Regions from separate parts of the Homo sapiens genome. Here all the other regions are linked to region 1. The links are chromatin contacts, found by Hi-C or POLR2A ChIA-PET in ENCODE. All regions are on one chromosome and are shown on one strand. The core of a region is the stretch at or near the end of the contact, and the rest is flanking DNA. Distances in the headings are between cores, read along the strand shown. Region 1 has its middle 15 kb from the start of BSN-DT. Region 2 holds the start of CCDC71 (coiled-coil domain containing 71). Region 3 holds the start of C3orf62 (chromosome 3 open reading frame 62).

What was found. Hi-C counts contacts between places; a loop is a spot of excess contacts on that map. ChIA-PET counts read pairs that join two places held with the same protein, here RNA polymerase II (POLR2A). Pooled maps may share reads with other maps.
Region 2: a pooled map shows a loop between it and region 1 (12-fold over the local background). The contact joins the promoter of CCDC71 here to the enhancer-like site in region 1. A Hi-C loop is called at or near these places in 5 of 50 pooled maps. POLR2A ChIA-PET finds 5 or more read pairs at or near these places in 2 of 52 experiments (H1 and Panc1).
Region 3: a loop to region 1 is called in a pooled map, with 5 times the contacts of the local background. The contact joins the promoter of C3orf62 here to the enhancer-like site in region 1. A Hi-C loop is called at or near these places in 5 of 50 pooled maps. POLR2A ChIA-PET finds 5 or more read pairs at or near these places in 2 of 52 experiments (GM12878 and activated CD8-positive, alpha-beta memory T cell).

The regions. Positions count from the first base shown.
Region 1 is chr3:49,537,029-49,541,718 of GRCh38, forward strand. No RefSeq gene overlaps it. Among named protein-coding and RNA genes, the nearest start is that of BSN-DT, 15 kb to the right of the region's middle. RefSeq lists an enhancer at 228-728 and a silencer at 2,935-3,164. Within about 2 kb of position 2,828, at least 24 of the 41 ENCODE cell types and tissues checked have a DNase peak (open chromatin) inside an H3K27ac peak, as active enhancers do.
Region 2 is chr3:49,164,113-49,168,802 of GRCh38, forward strand. It overlaps CCDC71 (coiled-coil domain containing 71), which reads right to left and starts at 2,219. Exons shown (of 2, transcript NM_022903.4): 1 at 2,155-2,219; 2 at 1-148. The coding sequence starts at 96. RefSeq lists silencers at 1,981-2,040, 2,061-2,140 and enhancers at 2,291-2,360, 2,381-2,500.
Region 3 is chr3:49,275,249-49,279,938 of GRCh38, forward strand. It overlaps C3orf62 (chromosome 3 open reading frame 62), which reads right to left and starts at 1,984. Exons shown (of 3, transcript NM_198562.3): 1 at 1,179-1,984. The coding sequence starts at 1,624. USP4 (ubiquitin specific peptidase 4) reads right to left here. Exons shown (of 22, transcript NM_003363.4): 21 at 3,566-3,654; 22 at 1,896-3,203. The coding sequence ends at 3,045. RefSeq lists an enhancer at 1,598-1,667 and a silencer at 1,808-2,007.

The DNA.
Region 1 (4,690 bases), core at 1,578-4,077:
GGAGACAGTGCTGGTCTCTAGAAAATGCTAGAGGAATCTGCATTTTCTCTTGTCATAAAGGCACTGCCTTAGGCCTAGATCTTTGAGCTAGTCTTGGGATAAGGGCTGTTAGCTGGAAAATCTTGTGGTGTGTCTAGGCCAGCCTGGCCTCTAGAATACTACCACCAGTTTGGGACCGGGCGCGGTGGCTCACGCCTGTAATCCCAAGCACTTTGGGAGGCCGAGGCAGGCGGATCACGAGGTCCGGAGATGAGACCATCCTGGCCAACATGGTGAAACCGTCTCTACTAAAAAATATAAAAAAGTTAGCTGAGCGTGGTGGTGGGCGCTTGTAGTCCCAGCTACTCGGGAGGCTGAGGCAAGAGAATGGCATGAATCACGGAGGTGGAGCTTGCAGTGAGCTGAGATTGCACCACTGCAGTGCACTCCAGCCTGGGCAACAGAGCGAAACGCTGAGACTCTGTCTAAAAAAAAAAAGAAAAAAAGAAAAGAATACCACCAGTCTTGGGGGGGCTGGAGGCTCCACACTACTTACCTCATTGTAGCCCACAGCCTCGCCTCCCCTTGTTGCCCACAGGTTGAACAAGCTCCTAGGAGAGGCCCTTTCCTAGCTCCCCTAAAGCAAAGAAGGCCCAATTCAAGCATCAGTCTTTCAAGAGTGAGCTTCATTTCTCTATTTCTTTTCTTTTCTTTTTTTTTTTTAGAGACTGAGTCTTGCTCTGTCGCCCAGGCTGGAGTGCAGTGGCACAATCTCAGCTCACTGCAACCTCCGCCTCCTGGGTTCTAGCAATTCTCCTGCCTCAGCCTCCTGAGTAGCTGGGACTACAGGTGCATGCTGCCACGCCTGGCTAATTTTTTGTATTTTAGTAGAGATGGGGTTTCACCATGTGACCCAGGCTGGTCTCGAACTCCTGAGCTCAGGCAGTCCACCCACCTCAGCCTCCCAAAGTCCTAGGATTATAGGCATGAGCCACTGCACTCGGCCTATTTCTTTTTTTCTTTTTTTCTTTTTTTTTTGAAAGTCTTGCTCTATGGCCCAGGCTAGAGTGCAGTGTTGTGATTTTGGCTCACTGCAACCTCTGCCTCCGGGGTTAAGGCGATTCTCATGTCTCAGCCTCCCAAGTAGCTAGGACTACAGGCACGTGCTACCACACCCAGCTAATTTTTGTATTTTTTTTAGTAGAGATGGGGTTTCGCCATCTTGGCTAGGCTGGTTTCGAACTCCTGACCTCAAGTAAGTGATCCTCCCGCCTTGGCCTCCCAAAGCGCTGGGATTTCCTTTTTTTTTTTTTTTTTGAGACGGAGTCTCGCTCTGTCACCCAGGCTGGAGTGCAGTGGTGCCATCTTGGCTCACTGCAACCTCCGCCTCCCAGGTTCAAGCGATTCACCTGCCTCAGCCTCCCAAGTAGCTGGGACTACAGGTGTGTGCCACCACGCCTGGCTCATTTTTTGTATTATTATTATTATTATTATTATTATTATTATTTTGAGATGGAGTCTTGCTCTGTCACCCAGACTGGTGCAGTGGCCCAATCTCAGCTCACTGCAAGCTCCACCTCCTGGGTTCATGCCATTCTCCTGTCTCAGCCTCCCGAGTAGCTGGGACTACAGGTGCCCGCCACCACGCCCGGCTAATTTTTTTGTATTTTTAGTAGAGACGGGGTTTCACCGTTTTAGCCAGGATGGTCTCGATCTCCTGACCTTGTGATCCGCCTGCCTTGGCCTCCCAAAGTGCTGGGATTACAGGCGTGAGCCACCGCGCCTGGCCTGGGATTTCAATATCTTAAAAATCCAAATCCATTGGTGACTCTTTCCCTGTTTTGCTCACCTTCCTCACAACTACCTTGAGGCAAAGTCACTGAGGCCCAGAGAGGGCAAGGGAGTTATTGGTCTGGGTCTTGTGGCTAGTGTGAGGCGTGTTCAGTTCTAAATATGACCCAAACACTTTAGGTTTTATTATTATTATTATTATTATTATTATTATTATTATTATTATTACTACTACTACTATTATTATTTTGAGACAGCGTCTTGCTCTGTCGGCCAGGCTGGAGTGCAGTGGCACCATCTCGGCTCACTGCAACCTCCACTTCCCGGATTCAAGCGATCCTCCTGCCTCAACCTCTGGAGTAGCTGGGATTACAGGCATCCGCCACCACGGCCGGCTAATTTTTGTATTTTTAGTAGAGACAAGGTTTCACCATGTTGGCCAGGCTGGTGTTGAACTCCTGACCTCAGGTGATCCACTCACCTCGGCCTCCCAAAGTGCTGGGATTACAGGCGTGAGCTACCGTGCCCGGCCAGGTTTAATTCTGATGATGAAATTCTGTTCCTGTTGTAGAGCAGCAAAGAATTATTTGAAGCACCTATGGAGAAATGCTGGGTACCATTTCCCTGTGGGGACCCTAGAAGATCTAGAGGAGGTTCGGCAAGAGGTTCAAAGTGGGGGCTCCCATCAGCTGGAGTTCGGGTGCTCCTGCAGGAGGGGCCCTCCTAAGGACAGCCTAGGGCATGGGCAGCATGAAGACCGGGTTGCTGGGGCCCTGGTTAGCCCCACTACCCCCAGTTTTGGTGGCGATTATCCTAGAGTCTCAGTTCGGGTCAGACGAATTGTTCTGTCCATGTCCCTGTGAAGGCTCCGTGTGGCGAGACGCAGGGCCTTGGGCAGGTTCGGGCTGGGGATAGGGAGAGCTCCCAACCTTGGTAGTGGCTCCAGATGCCCCCCAGGTGAGCCCAGCAGAGTGGACTGCCAGGAGCAGCTCTGGGCCGAAGAGGGAGACAGTGTCCGCGGCCTCCCAGGAGGTGGCGCCAGAGGATTAAGTCGCCAGCGGTGGGCGGGGCTGAAGAGTCGGGCTGTGGGCGGGGCTAATAACGCCGCCAGCTCCCGGAAAGCGCTAGCCTCCGGAGGCCGGCCGTGGGTCGAGCTGAGGCCGCTCGGGAGCGGACGAAAATCTCCGGCAGCGCGGGGCCGAGCGGGGCTGTGGGCAGGGCTAAGGCCGTGGGGCCGGCGGGCGGGCGGGGCGAAGCCCGCGAGTAGCCCAACCGCGGGGAGCCAGTCCGAGCGCGGCCGCTAGCTGGTGGTGTAACTAGACTTGTCTTCTCTCCACCACTGCCGCACAGTCCCTGAGGGCATCGGGGCGAGTGTAGCTGCAACTGGGGAGCCTGTGATTCGCCAGTGCCCTTCTCCCTAGGCAAGGGAAGCGAGCAGGCAATAAGAGGGGCGAGTCTGGGGCCCAGGCTTCCGCTACCGAGACCCCAGTCAGCAAACCTTTAATTCAGAGGTGGGGAACCAATAAGGAGCCCTCCTGTGCGTACTCCCTCGCCTTAGCGTTTGCCTGCCTCCAGGCCCCGTGCCCCGCGGAGCCAGCGCGGGACCTGCACACGGTATAGATAGAGCTCAGCGCTTGCAGGGCCTCTCTGTCTCTCCTTCCTCCAGCCAGAGAGCTCCTGAGGGCACCGCCTAAAGGGGGTAGCCTGATAGGGTACTGTGAGATCTGGGAGGGTACTGGATGGAGATGAGGTGCCTCCACTTGTGTGATTGGGTCCCCCTGCTTGGCACTAGAAGCAGACGTGGGATGAGGCTGCTGGCGACTTACTCTTTCCCTGAGTGGGGGTACCCTGAAACCCCAGGAAACACCTTTCCCAAAGCAGTCTTCACAGCTCTAGGCATGCATTGGAACAGCAGGGACATCCAGTTGGGAGCTGGCCAGGGCCAGGGCTGAGGGTGCTGTTGTCTTCTGTCCGCATGGTGTCGCATCCTTAGGCTATAGAGGGCAAAACCAAGTTTGGAGCCTGCCAAAATGGTCCAGAGCTCACGCCAGACCAGCTCCCTTTCTAGGGAATTGGAGCCAGTAGTCTAGGATCACTTCCCACTTCCGTTGCAAAAGGTCTTGAGAGAGGCCGGGCCTAGCGGCTCACGCCTGTAATCCCAGCACTTTGGGAGGCCAAGGCGGGTGGATCACCTGAGGTTAGGAGTTCAAGACCAGCCTGGCCAACATGGTGAAACCCCGTCTCTACTAAAAATGCAAAAACTAGCCAGGTGTGGTGGTGCACACCTGTAGTCCCAGCTACTCGAGAGGCTGGGGCAGAAGAACCGCTTGAACCCGGGAGGTGGAGGTTGCAGTGAGCCGAGATCTCGCCACTGCATTCTAGCCTGGGCGAAACTCTGTCATACAAAAACAAAAACAAAAACAACAAAATCAACGTTCAGTTGGGACTTACTGACATTATAAAACCTAAACAGTTAATTTTCTTCTGCACCGTGGCCTGGCCACAGTACAAACTGGATAATGTCAGTTACTGAGTTACTGGCCGGAAAGTGGCACTTTCAAGCCCCAACTTCAATGCAATCGTTTTTTTTTTTTCTTTTTTTTTTTTTTGAGGCGGAGTCTCGCTCTGTCATCCAGGCTGGAGTGCAGTGGTACAATCTCAGCTCACTGCAACCTCTGCCTTCCAGGGTCAAGAGATTCTTTTGCCTCAGTCTCCCTAGTAGCTGGGATTACAGGTGTGTACCACCACACCCAGCTAGTTTTTTGTATTTTTAGTAGAGATGGGGTTTCGCCATGTTGGCCAGGCTGGTCTCAAACTCCTGACCTCAGGTGATCTGCCCGCCTTGGCCTCCCAAAGTGTTGAGATTACAGGCGTGAGCCACAATGCCCAGCCCAAACAATCTTTTTTTTTTTTTGAGATG
Region 2 (4,690 bases), core at 969-3,468, 370 kb before region 1:
AAGCAGTGCCTCTTCCAGGGCCTTCTTCCCTGCCGTGGAGATGCGCGACCAGGAGTGCACAGCTTTTTCCTCCACATGCTGAACCACCACACTCATGGCATTAGGCACTGCAGATCTGCCTGGGTATCCGCAAACCAGCGCTTGGCACCTCCAAGACAAGAGGAAAAGAGTCAATAAGAATGGCACTAAGACAAGGGGCCAGAACACATAGACAAGTCAATCAGTGCCCCAATCTCCATGACACTGAGGAATCTGGCCAGAGTGAGACACTTCCTGGTGTAAAACCCTGGTCTCCTGACCCTCTACCATGCTGGGGTGGGAGGAGAGGCTAAGGATCAGGGAGTTTCTTCAAGATACATGCTCAGAAATACCTCAGAGCCATCCAACCTGCTGCCGGGTCCCTGAAAAGATTTGAGCCTGGTACATTTTAATTCAACTCTGTATTTTCTGAAGCCAGAAACCTAGAATTACTCAGCTCTGGGAATACAGGCAATATCCCTGTCCTCAAGGAACCTAGGTTAGAAGGCCAGAAAAAGACACTGTTAAGATTCTTGGGAGTGAATGCTGGCATTCAGCTCAGTTTGCCAATGGGTCAGGAAAGGATTCCTGGGAGAGACAACACCTAGCTAGGATATGAGTGATGAATGAAAAATGATTAGATGGAAATGGAACAAAAAGGGGAATAGCTAATGCAATGGCTCCAAAGTGAGAAAGGGTTAAGGCATACTTGGTGTGGGATCTGGGATCTAGGTGAAAAAACAGGCGAGGATAGAGCAACAAAGAACCCTGAATGTTAGCCAAAGGGCCCAGACTTACACCCACTGTCCATGCCCATCTGTTTCTCCAGCTGCTGCTGTTCATGTGTGGAGCTGGAGTGGGGTGGGGGAATCTCCCTGCCCACCAGAAGTTCTGTTTTCAGTCTCTAGACAGGGTACTCAGCAACCCATTTTCTAGCTCCAGAGGCATGGAGACCTAATCAAGAGTCGGACTTTTCTTCAACAGAAACTAAAAAGCTGATGAGTAGCAGGTGCCAATGACATCTCTCTAGGCAACCAGGCAGACCAGGGACCAGGAAGCCAGACCAAGATCCCAAAGTTTAAGGACAATGGGAGCCAAAGGCTGCAAGTAGGATGGTGAGTCAAGGGGACATTAGCGGTATGCACTGTCCTACCTAAGACTTGGAGGGCCACAGACCTCAGTACAGCCCAGATGGAGGTGACTGAGAACACCTAACTACTCCCAGACTTCTTTAAAGAAGCTGTGGACATCAATCATAACTAACATCTAATACCCAACCCAACACTGAGGGTTCCCAGAAGCAAGAGGCAGCTCCCCAGCTGCACCAGAGCATTAAAAGATCAGCCAGGATCAGGCAGGTCCCTCGGGCCATGAGGCCCGTCTGTGTAGTTTCTTCCCACCGCTCTAATGCAGCAGATGAAGTCTTCAGAATACCCTGGAGGAAATGCCCTAGGGCTCTTTGTTTGGAAACATTCTTGGATCCTCAGGTGTCTTGGGCACTTCCCCTCCCCAGAGACCGTTCTCCAAGCACAATCCTTGCACATGACTTTAGTTCTTTATTAATGTTTTTTGAAGGGATGTAGTTCCCAGAGCTGTGAACTGTAGAAGAGAGAGGGACCTATTTCCCACCCTCACACGCGCCCCAGCGCAAATATTTGGGGTGACCTGGGGGCTCTTCCACCCAGGTTAGGCTGGGCTCTTGGGAGGGGTTTTCTGGGCTTTCGAGAAGCTTCGGAAACAGAGGCTCCTGCCCGGCCTCCGACTTCCCTTCACACGTGCCCCCGGGGAAGGCAGGAGAAGTTGACGGAAGATAGGGCGTGAGAGAGGCGCCACACAGGCAGACCGGGGGAGGGGGCAGATCGGGGCCCTCAGGCTGGGAATGCACGTCCTTAGGGCCCAAGCCGTGAGGCGGGGGTCACTGAGGCAGCGAAATGTACAGGGTGAACGGTGCTAGCCCTACCGGGACCGCACAGCCCCAGGGTGGGGTCGCTGGGCGCGGGGTGGGGGTGGGGTGGGGGGTCTCGGCCAGGCCGGCGGAGGACGCGGGTCCGGGAAGAGTTGGCCGCTTGCCCGTCCGCCCTGCCGCCTCGCGGGCCGCCCCTCCGCGGCGCGGCTAGGCCCGCGGCTCCAACCTACCGGCGCCGCCGCGGGGACCCAAGACGCGCCTCTGCGCCGCCTCCGCTGCTCCAACATGGCCGCCCGCTGCGCGCCGGAAGTGCACTGCGCTTCCGCTTCCGGGACCCAGCCCGCCCTACCGACCCTTGACCCCTGAGACCCCATTTCCCCACAAAGTCTGGGGGCGGAGCAGATTGGGTACCAAGGAGGACTGCCTGGAGGTGGTGGCCGCGGTGACTGCTCCAAACCCGTTCGGCCCTGTGCAGAAGTCTGAAGAACAGAGGTGCCCTCTGACGCGGCCCCAGGCAAGGACTCACTAGAGCCCGGCCAAGACTGGATTAGGGGTCATCTGACACCTTTTCTGAGGGGAGCTAGTGGTGCATTGACATCTGGGAGGGGCTCCTGACAAGGTTCAGGCCATCTTCCACCCTCTGATCTATCTTTAGCCACTGACAATGCCCACTTCAGTCCCAGACACCTGACCAGAGGGTGAAAGAGGAGTGCCTCCTGACAGGGAGTCTCAGGTGATCTCCTTTGTTTTGCAGTAAGGGTATCTTCTCCGAGGACAGCAGGCCTTCCTCTCTTCCTGAGAATAGGGCCTGTGGCACATGGCATGAAAGGCTGGTGTGCACGTGATCACAAGTGGTGCACGCAAGCCCAAGCGCACATGGAGTCTGGGGGCTCCAGTATACCACTGTGGGCCTGAGTATACTTGCTCAGGCAGGTGGGGGCAGGTATAGTCACTGGCCCAGCCTCAGCCCCTCAATGGAAGGAAGTCCTGCTTCCAGTCTTAACACTGCCCAGAACCCCTTTCCTTTTGCCTAGGAGTCTGGGACCTCAGTCTTTTTATCCATGCTCTTGGGCTAGTACGGGGTGGTGGTTATAGGACACAGGTCAAAATCAACCCTAGGGGTCTGTGACTTCAGTGAGAGGTCAGAGTGGTCTCCACAGCTCTGACCAAAGGTCCCATTAGTCAGAGGTTTGCAAGTCCAGGTTGGGAACCATCCTGGGAGCCCTGGTTTCATGGATGAGGTAGTGGGGGCATTTGCACTAGGGTCAGAGCCTGAGCCAGGAGGCAGAAATATTGCCACAACTCTTGGACTCTGACCCTTGCAGTGGTGCCTTATTTGGTAGTTGGGGTCAGGTGGAAGCCTATTGGCAATCACAGGAGGGTGGCGGGATGCTTCATTTAGGGACTGGGTACTAGCCCTTTTTCCTGCCCTTTTTCCAACCAGGATCCTCTGGTTGCTCTGTATTTTCCCTGCTTATACAGAGGGGTCCAGGCACTCCTAAAGACAAGTGCCTAGTCCACCCAGCAGTGCCATAGGCCTCATCTGGTGCCTCTTAGCTTCCCAGGGCCTCAGCACTAATGGTGAGGTCCTCGCTGCTTTTAAGTATAGCCAAGGTATCTAGCAGGAACTGCAAAATCTCCTGTTCCTCTGGGGTCAGTGCTTCTAGCCTTTTTTTCCTGGTGGAGAGAAAGCAAGAGTAGGGTCCCAGGGGCCAGGATCTCATGGGGTGCAGTCAGGAAGCCCCACCTTGGTGCCCCCAGTCCCCAGCTGTGGGTGAGTCCAGTCTCTGGCCGTCCATGGTTGAAGATTGACTGTTCACTTATTCAGGACCGATTCAACCAGTTACCTTCTGCAGCTTCTCCAAAGCCGGCAGTGTTGGCCTCCTGTGTGCAGGTGGGCCATGGCTGTGCAAACAGAAACCCCTTCCATGGAGAGCCAGAGCCCATCCTCCAGGGATAGCAACAGTACAGTTATATCCAGACCCCTCTCTGGTGATGTTCAGCTCAGAAGTTAGGGCAAATGGAAAACCAGGAAGGGTAGGTCCATCCTCCGGCTGTGCTGTGTCCCTTCCAGACATGAGAACTGGGGAAATGATAGAGATTAGGGATAAGGATCATGGGGGTACCTAGCTCCCTTTGGGGGTGGTAGGGCCGAACTTTTTGCCTCCTGGTGCCCAGTATGCCCTAGATGGAACTCTTTGGGAGCGCTCATCAGAGTGCAGTCTGACTTGACCTGGACTCTAGTGGCTGCTGAGCCTACAGGCACAACTGGGACCAGACAGGATGAGATGGGAGAGAACACAGGGTGATCCCAGGACCCAATCTTTGCTTTCCATTTGGCATCTTATATGGTTCTTTTTTTCCTTCTTCTTCCTTTTTTTTTTTTTTTTTTTTTTTTTTGAGACAGTCTCCTTTGTTGCCCAGGCTGGAGTGCAGTGGCGTGATCTCAGCTCACTGCAACCTCTGCCTCCCAGGTTCAAGCAATTCTCCTACCTCAGCCTCCAGAGTAGCTGGGACTACAGGCGCCTGCCATCACACCTGGCTAATTTTTGTATTTTTAGTAGAGGTGGGGTTTCACCATGTTGGCCAGGCTGGTCTCAAGCTCCTGACCTCAAATGATCCACCCACCTTGGCCTCCCAAAGTGCTGGGATTACAGGCGTGAGCCACTGTGCCTGGCCAATTTTTTGTATTTTTAGTCAAGCTGGGGTTTCACCATGTTGGCCAGGCTGGTCTTGAACTCCTGACCTCAGGTGATCTGCCCACCT
Region 3 (4,690 bases), core at 734-3,233, 260 kb before region 1:
GATCATAGGCGCGCGCCACCACGCTCGGCTTATGTTTGTATTTTTAGTGGAGACGGGGTTTCACCAGACCTCAAGCGATCCACCCACCTCAGCCTCCCAAAGTGCTGAGATTACAGGCGTGCCACCACACCCGGCAAGGCCTGCACTGCTTATGAGTACCAATATAAATATTTGTGGAGTTGAAAGGAAAAAAATTCTTGTGGAGTTGAACCAATTAAATGGCCTCTTTATCCCCTTCCTATGAAGCAGCCAAGATGGCAGAACTTTGAAGTTTTTTTTTTTTTTTTTTTTTTTTTTTTTGATACGGAGTCTCGCTCTGTCGCCCAGGCTGGAGTGCAGTGGCGTGATCTCGGCTCACTGCAAGCTCCGCCTCCCGGGTTCATGCCATTCTCCTGCCTCAGCCTCCCGAGTAGCTGGGACTACAGGCGCCCGCCACCACGCCCGGCTAATTTTTTGTATTTTTAGTAGAGACAGAGTTTCACCGTGTTAGCCAGGATGGTCTCGATCTCCTGACCTCGTGATCTGCCCGCCTCGGCCTCCCAAAGTGCTGGGATTACAAGTGTGAGCCACCGCGCCCGGCCTGAAGTTTCATCTCATACATTCATCCCTTCTCCAAGTCAAGGTGCCTGGGACCAGGCAATTTCAAGTTACTCGGGAGAAGAAAAAGTCTAGAAGAGACCTGGTGATGGTCCAAAAAGATCTGGGGTAAGAGCGGGGAGCAGAGGCAAAGATGAAGCCAGGAAGTAGGGCCCAGCCTTCAATTAAGCCTCTCCCTAATGTGGGCAAAGGAGGGTATCAAAGGCCCCAGTGTCCAGATTCAAACACAGGAGTTAAGATGGAATTAAGACTTTTGTTTCTGCAACTTAAAAAATAAGGTTATTTTTAAAACCCGGTTATTTTACATCCACTACCCCTTTGGGTACTGCAAAGTGGTTTCCATGACTGGTTTTTGACATCAACGATTGACAACTAGCCCCTCAACTGGAACATATACACAAAATATAACTGTTTCCTAGGCCAGATTCTGAAGAATGTCTGTCAACTCCCCAAATGCAGTCACAGAGCTGCCAAGAGGAGGCAAGAGCACTGTCATGAACTAAATCTAGGATCTTCAACAACTTTTTCAGAAACAAGAATCCCCTTAATTGTAGCTGTTAAACCATCAAAATTAGAATCACCTTAAATTTTCTTTTCTCCAGTTTTCCCCCTCTCCTGCAGTTCTCCAAGACTCTCTTTCAGGTGCCAAAATGGAGGAATGCATCAATACATTTTCCTTGCTGGTTAGAGGTTTTCTCTCGGGGCACAGAGCATGTGGTTTTGCATTTACCGGGGCATGGTTTGTTGCAAAGGCAGGGTTCTCATTCTCAGGAGCACATGGGACAGCAGCAAAAGGAGCAGCAGAAGAGCAGGCTGCCAGAGGATGTCTTCTGCAGAGGAGCCTGTGCACGGGCAGCGAGAAGGAGAGCGGCGCGGCGCTCAGTTCCAGCCTCTGCTGGCCTGTGCACTCCTGGGAATAACTAACTCCTTCAAAGGCCCGGTCAATGGCTGCAGTCAGTTCCTTTCTGCATCTTCTTAGTTTTTCAGACATTTCTCCTAAAAGCGACCATGTCTTTATGTAATGCATTGGAAATGCACAGGACAACACAATAATGTTACAAATGAGGCTGCAAACTACCCCTGAATGGCCACGATTTCCTGGAGCTTGGCCCTGGCTATAGCAGGACCCACAACCCTCGGGCTTTCCTCCTGGAGTAGGCGGTTCTCGGCTCTCGCGGAGGAACCCGCCATCTGCCAGAAGCCCCAAAGACGCCCCGCCCCACTTCCCACAGCTTCCTGGCCCGCCCCGCCGCTGCCTCCCGCCCCACCGCGGCTCCCAGGCCGCTGGCCCTACCGGCACCCCCCCTTTGGCGAGTCGGCAGCCACGTCCTTGTCCTCACCCGCAGCGCAGTGACGCCGACCCATCCAACGGTCATCGCATGCGCGTGCCCCGCGCAGGCCCCAAACCCCCACGGATTAGGTTGAAGGTCAGACAAAAAATCCCGGACCCATACGTCCGGTTCCTTAAGGCCTTGCCCACACGCAGCGGCTGGCCCCGCGGTGGGAGTGGGGACGGGGCTTTCGAATGGGGGCCCCGGGAAGAGTCTTGGCAGGGATGAGGAAAGAACCCGTTCTAGAAAGCATCTGGGTAACACCAAAATGTATTACTACCCTAAATCGCCATGAACTGGAGCCCTTTCCCGGCTAACTCCCACAAAGATTTCTGTTCTCAAGCCAACATGGAAACAACTAGACGGGACACAGCACCGGGCAGTTTTATGTACTGACTTCCTTTAAGCGTTATCTAATAAAAAGTGTGTTATCTAATAAAAGTTCCACACAGTATTTAACCGTCTTAATTCATCTAGGGTAGCAGGGGATATAACAGAACTGCTGGGTTCCACAGGAGGTTGAGGGGCCAGGATCCCCAACACTAGATATCTTCCTTAGCGGGGAGAAAGCTGGAAATTACAAGATGACTCAACGGAGAAATGGGCTTCAGTGGGTAACTTTCAGAAAATTATAAACCCATATCAGTGCACATAGCGAGGGAAAGGGGAGTTTACTTGAGGTTTGGGTTACTGTGAGCAGACTACTTGGGGTGACTAGTATTGGCATCAGAACCAGAAATCCAGGCGCTCAGGGCAGCCCTGCAGGTGGGGTGGGTCTCCAGGCTGCTCCATACTCAGCGCCTGTGTTCCTCTCCATTCTTCGGGATCCATCAGACATACTCCATTGAGTACCCCCATCCCACCCCCTTTTCAGCTTCACAGGTTTCACAGAAATTTCTCACCACCTGTTTAAAAATAAAAATAATTCAGCCTCTTGACATAGCTTCTTCTAGGTAAACGGTCTTCTTTTTTTTTTTTTGTTTCCTTCTGCTCATAAAAGAAGGGTATTTCCTTGTCTGGTTTTTAGACAGAACACTAGCAGTCTGCAGAGTGTCAAAGATGTTCTCCTGGGGGATTACACTGGCGCTACAGGGTGGCAGGATCGTGGAGTCAGCATTAGTTGGTGTCCATGCTGCAAGCCTCATCATCCCCAAAGCCCTGCTGAGAGCTGCTTGGTCGTGTCCCTCCATCAGAGGAACCAGAACTGCTAAGTGAAGGTGTCTTATAAAATTCATCATCTCGACGTTGGTAAAATAGCACATAAGCTGCTTTAGTCTGAAATACAAGAGGGGGAAAGACCATTCAGTGCTTGGAAAAATCACCCATTTTCCCCAGCTTTTCTCTAGCTGTCCAAAACCCTCAAGGATCTGCCATATCCACACAGAGGAGACCCTTCCACCTGAGGATGGCTGCCCCTGCCAGGCAGCAGGAAATGGAAGGAGCCTTGTGCAGAGAACTCTGAGGAGAGCTGAGCTTCTCATTTATGAAGGTCCCTGAAGGAATGCCAGCCAGCTCTGTCACACCTAGCTCCCACTATCACATCAGGATGATGAAATAACCAACTAGCCTGATAGAGGCTCTTCCCAGCTTTAATCCATAACGACATGAGGAAGAACCACATATCATGGCCTACTCACCACTATCTGATCCTCAGAGGCCAGGGACACGTTGCTATCATCAAAGTAATACCATTTACCATTCAGTTTGTTCTTCGCATATGCAGTGTCTGCCAAGTCAACAAAGAAAATACTCTAGCGGTCTCCAGAGAATTAATCTGGCTAGCTTATTAGGCTTGCACTAAATAAACACAAAAATCCCCAAAACAAAACCCCTGAAATTAAAAAAGTTTACAGTGTGTGTCTTAACAACCAAAAAACAACTCACCTTCTTTTCTAATCTGTTCCTTCTCAAAAAGGATCAAAAGGCTAAAAATGGAGCTGTCAGGGACCAAGATTTTAAACTATAATTTTGGGAAACTAATAGAAAAAACAGAGCTATTCAGTGCCAATCTTCAGGATGGCTATGTGCAATAATCCAAAACCAGGGAACCCATAAAAGGAGCTGAAACTTCTAAGATTTAAGCAAAACAATAGCTCTCACAAGGACATGCCAAGTCAGTCTCCCCCATTGCATCTAGGCAGGTGGCTACTAACATCAACAGAATGCTTAGTGCCTCGGGAGCCTACAGAATAATCCCAGTTAGAGGAACATTGGGTGTTTGGGTTTGCAGAGCTGGGATGTGAACAACATACCTTAGTCTCCATATCCAAAAAAAAAAAAATTTATCTTTCTCTAAAACTAGGAGTCCAGAGTCTGTGGTTAGGTAACAGTTTCCCACAATGATTCAAGCATTTCCCAGAGGCAATGCTTCTTGTCTTGACTTTACACTATTCCCAAGCAGGATGTGTTTATTACAGCAATCCCAGCCCAGTTCCTGCTCCACCCAGACTCTCAGAAACTACAGAACCCAATGGAGATCTGATATCCAGTGTCAACTTACTGTGTGGTTTTAGGTAAGGTGTTTAACACTTCAGCCTCAGTTTCCTCACTATAGCATTGACTGCACAAAGTGGTGGTGAGGATCATGGGAAAGGGCAACAGAGAAGGTGCCCAAGGCCAGTTCACACAGTCTGTGCTTGACACAATAGCAGCAACGGTGGCTTTCAATTTTGAAGTTCCAACTGTAGGCCCAATGTGGACCCTCACACAACCAGCCTAACCTCATGGATGAGAAAACTGAGGATGAGAAACTTGCCCAAATG